Regions from separate parts of the Homo sapiens genome. Here region 1 is linked to region 2. Evidence: read pairs that join two places in POLR2A ChIA-PET (ENCODE). Cell type or tissue: OCI-LY7. All regions are shown on one strand.

Evidence for each region. ChIA-PET counts read pairs that join two places held together with the same protein. Peaks named below come from ENCODE experiments on the same cell type or tissue, not always from the same donor. Only the 100,000 strongest peaks of a DNase experiment are listed, where the experiment ranks them.
Region 1: POLR2A ChIA-PET joins it to region 2 with 5 read pairs; 2 of 35 experiments call an interaction of 5 or more read pairs at or near these places.

The regions. Positions count from the first base shown.
Region 1 is chr2:33,239,859-33,242,358 of GRCh38, reverse strand. All of the region lies in intron 9 of LTBP1 (latent transforming growth factor beta binding protein 1), which reads right to left. Among named protein-coding and RNA genes, the nearest start is that of MIR4430, 180 kb to the left of the region's middle. In OCI-LY7, no CTCF peak of the experiment used is centred here; no DNase peak of the experiment used is centred here.
Region 2 is chr2:33,073,830-33,076,329 of GRCh38, reverse strand. All of the region lies in intron 3 of LTBP1 (latent transforming growth factor beta binding protein 1), which reads right to left. Among named protein-coding and RNA genes, the nearest start is that of LTBP1, 130 kb to the right of the region's middle. In OCI-LY7, a CTCF peak has its summit at 1,173; a DNase peak (open chromatin) is centred at 1,164; H3K4me3 peaks cover 347 bases; H3K27ac peaks cover 2,163 bases.

The DNA of each region.
Region 1 (2,500 bases), 170 kb before region 2:
TGAAAGAGGAGAGATATAAATGAAGTGATTTTACAAAGAAAGATTATATAGTCACTTGCAAAGGTAATTAATTGAAAATCAAAAAGTTGGATACAATGGTAGCAAAACATTACTATCAGGATCATCACATAAAAAGAAAATACAGCCCTCAATCACTATTTAAGCAAATATTAACATTATATGAACATCAATATTTCATGTTCTAAGTAGGCATCGTGATCTATACGTACATATTTTACTCAGAGCATGCAATTTTTAAGTTAATTTCAGTGATAAAATATGATACCTTCCGTGACATTCAAATGATAAGTTAATGCATATTTGCTGTATAAATTCTATGGTGTTCCAACTTGCACGTAGCTGGAAACTGCTACAGCTAGATGACACCTGGTACGGCACACAGTACAGCACCTGACCATCTCATTATTTATTGAAGTGTGTGTTGTTCTGTAATGCACTTTTATGTACAGCATGTAACTGAAAATATTCCCCCGTAACTCATTCTTTTTAAGAAAACCACCATGAAGGACCAGGAAGAGTGCCAAGTCCAGTTGGAGCTTACACGGTACAAGTGAAGCCCTATTATATGTCCCAAGTAAAACCTCAAGTTTGGGTAACCAGCCAGTTGTGGTCAAGAAGGCTGGACAAAATTTCCACTCTTCTATTTCCCCTCATATCCTCACTAGGGTATGATTATTAGCATTCCTCTTCCCCTGAATGGCCTGTATTCCTGTTCATTGGCTGCACCACTACACATTCCATGATAAGATTGAGGACCCAGAATTTTCCCTTGCTAGGTGGTTTCTATAACAGCACCATCTCAGCCTTGCGGCTGGCTGCCAGGTTAATGTAGAGGTTTCCCCCCAGACTCATAAATACCTGATTTACAACCAATGCCTAGTACCCTCTTCCAATGCCCCTTCTTTGACTCTCCACACTGCTTACTGCCTTGACTCTGATGCCATGGGAATGGAGGACAGGAATTCAGACGGAAGAAAACAAACAAAATGACCAAGCAAACCTATCAGGTATAGACAGGAAGAAACAGAAACATCCACAAAGACGAAGAATCGTGTAAGACTCTTCCTGTTATGACTGTTTTAATCAGCTTGTGCCACCGGCACTGGCACCAACACTTCCCCTAATTTTGGCCCGAAGAACCCAGGAAGCCTGGGCCTTCCTTTGTGACACATTCTCACAGCTTCCAGAAAAACTGTTTCCTTCAACTGCCTTGGTTCATCTATTTTTTTATATTTCCTGAGCTACTACAAATTAGAGATTAGATTTCTGTTTCCTATATTTAACGTATATACACTAGAATATATCAATCTTAAGTATACAACTAGATGAATTTTTGCATATCTACTTGTGGTGTAACCACCACCCAGATTGTGATTAAGAACGTTTCTGGCCGGGCGCGGTGGCTCACGCCTGTAATCCCAGCACTTTGGGAGGCCGAGGTGGGCAGATCACGAAGTCAGGAGATCGAGACCATCCTGGCTAACACAGTGAAACCCCGTCTCTACTAAAAATACAAAAAGTTAGCCAGGCGTGGTGGCAGGTGCCTGCAGTCCCAGCTACTCAGGAGGCTGAGGCAGGAGAATGGCGTGAACCTGAGAGGTGGAGCTTGGAGTGAGCCGAGATCGCGCCACTGCACTCCAGCCTGGGCGACAGAGCAAGACTCCGTCTCAAAAAAAAAAAAAAAAAAAAAAAGAATGTTTCCATCACCTGAGAAGGTTCTTTGTGCCCCTTCCCAGCCAACAAACAACTTATCCCCATAATTTTAACATAGGACTTCAGAAATTAATAAATTAATAAGACATTTCTAATTATTAAGAAACAGGAGCAACTGCCTAAGTGATTTTTCCTAGACAGGTAGTCACAAGCTTTCTAAATTAAAGTAAAGGATGTCAGAGACTCACAAACACGTTAAGAACAAAGCATTGGTTGAACTGAACGCATTGTATCTGGATGAGAGAAGAACATTCCAAGTGATGACATCATCAGGCCAAAGTTTAACAACTGTTTGGAACGTGATAGGTGAATGGTAAACCAGAATTCTATTTAGACTTAACAACTGTATGGAATGTGATGGGTGAATGGTAAAGCAGAATTCTATTTATACTTAAAAACTGTATGGAACGTGATGGGTGAATGGTAAACCATAATTCTATTTAGACTTAACAACTGTATGGAACATGATGGGTGAATGGTAAACCGTAATTCTATTCAGACTTAACAACTGTATGGAACGTGACGGGTGAATGGTAAACCAGAATTCTATTTGGACTTCATTGCCTAAAGCTATCTTCTTTCTTTAATCAAATAAAACCTGATTACAATATTTGTCATTTTATAAATAGCTTATTTGTGAAGGAATAAATTCAAATAACAATATAGTGTTTCAGGAGTCTCATATTTTTATTTATTTATTTATTTATTTATTTATTTATTTAAGATGGAGTCTTACTCTGTCACACAGGTTGGAGTACAGCGGCAC
Region 2 (2,500 bases):
TTTCTCTCACATAAAATGTAGATCTAACTAAAGTCTCACAAGTACATAATCAATTGCCCCATTGCCATACCCTACCTTCTTTTTTAAGGAAAATGTATAAATACTAAACCTCCTATGAACCTCTTTGGAAAAAACCAGTCACAGATTCTTCCGTAAGTCACATTTTTCCCTGGTGAGCTCCCGATCCTGCTCAATAAACCTCAATGATTTGAGACTTATACCTCAATCACTCATTTTGGTTGTCACATACAACTCCAAACATACCTTAATATTCCTTTTTACTGTTGCACATGGGCAATAATAACTTCAACAGCTCAAAGAGGTTTAATTTATTACTAAGAAATCAGAAACTTTTGGTGTCTACTCTTGCATGCAAATAATAGCTGAACAACATATATCTCATAGCCTGAAAAGAGGACCTAATGCCTAGAAAAATAAAGAAGCACATTTATATTGATTAGGAAAAGAAACACCCTTAGAAGAATTTGCCTGCTAAAGCATTTCACTTACAAGTACCTGGAAGTGACTTTTATCAGAATAGCATCGTGTGCTAAAAAGTGTGGATTATATCACTTACTTAGAGTATTAAATTTAATAACCCCCATTGACAAAAACATAACACCCAGTAAAGTAGGTAAATTGGTAACAGGCAGTTGGGTAACTTCAAAATCAGATGTTGGTTCAAACACGCATAAGGCCATTTTAACGGTTCAATTTTACAGCCCATCATTCTTGCATCTTGCCAAGAAAGTGGGAAGGAATTTTTTACAAACATAATTCCAGCATAACTCTCATAGCTGAATAATATCAATTTCTTTGATAGGACCAACAAATAGATGGTTTTTGCAGCTATCTCAAGATATTTTAAATTACAATAGGAGTAACTTTATTGTATTTCAAAATTTGAAGTTTAAATATTGGAATGTCAAGTTAGTAATAAATCAAAATGTATACCTAAGGTTTACCTTTTAGAAAATGTTGCCCCCCAAAAAATATTTTTAAATCATGTATCAACTTTCAATTATCCACAGGTCACCGAAAACCTGCAATGTGAGGATCATACACAATATTTGAATCAAAGCTAATTTTTCCTTGACATCTTAAGTCATTGTGTATAAAGTTAGCCTCCTGAGGAGCTAGAATTACAGGTGTCTAAGAAAGGTTTTAGAGATGCTCAGCAGTTGGCTCTCTCCAGCCCCATCTATCTGTTATCTGAAATTTTACCACCACAACATCTTTTTTTTTTATCCATTTTTTGTTTTGTTTTGTTTTGTTTTTTGAGACGGAGTCTCACTTTGTCACCCAGGCTGGAGTGCAGTGGTGTGATCTCAGCTCACTGCAACCTCCGCCTCCCAGATTCAAATGATTCTCCTGCCTCAGCCTCCCAAGTAGCTGGGATTACAGGCAGGTGCCATCATGCCCATCTAACGTGCTTTTTTTTTTTTTTTTTTTTTTTTTTTGAGATGGAGTCTCGCTCTGTTGCCCAGGATGGAGTGCAGTGGTGCGATCTCGGCTGACTGCAACCTCCACCTCCTCGGTTCACGCCATTCTCCTGCCTCAGCCTCCCGACTAGCAGGGACTACAGGCGACTGCCACCATGCCTGGCTAATTTTTTGTATTTTTAGTAGAGACGGGGTTTCACCGTGTTAGCCAGGATGGTCTCGATCTCCTGACCTCATGATTTGCCTGCCTCGGCCTTCCCAAAGTGCTGGAATTACAGGCGTGAGCCACTGTGCCCAGCCCTAATTTTTGTATTTTTAGTAGAGACAGGGTTTTCGTTGGCGAGGCTGGTCTCGAACTCTTGACCTCAAGTGATCCACCCACCTTGGCCTCCCAAAGTGCTGGGGTTACAGGCATGAGCCACCATGCCCGGCCTTTTTTTGACCCTTCTTAAGGCAGGTATCACCAGCTCTTTCAGTATCTCTACCCTAGTACAGGGCCTAGAGAAAGTAACTGAGTCAGTTGAAACTGCTAGAGGAAGAAGTGAAAAAGGCCATGACAAGAGATGGGAGACTGATGAGAAGAAAATGGTGGCAAAATAATCATTGCTGCTGCATTTGGGCAGATCAGCCCCGGTTTGCAGCTACGTCTCTTTTCTATCAATTCTTAAATGTTAATGAAGTGCCAGCTTATATTTAGTTCAGGACAACATATACGTTAAATCTACTTTTTAGAATTCTGTGAAGCCAAATATAATCAACATCTCAATTATACAGTTTCGGACGATCTGCACTTCAACTTCAGACCATTAGCTCACAACAGAAATAAAATGTGCAGAATGCTACTACTTGGCCAACCAAAACTAATGGAAAAAGTGGCAAAATGACTTATACCTGTATATCACCTTACAATTTGCCAAGTAGTTTCACATCTCCTGCTTGAATACTGAACTCAGCAAAAATGGGAAACTCACAGTGGCTCACACCTGCAATCCCAGCACTTCGGGAGGCCGAGGCGGGTGGGTTACCTGAGGTCAGGAGTTTGAGACCAGCCTGGCCAA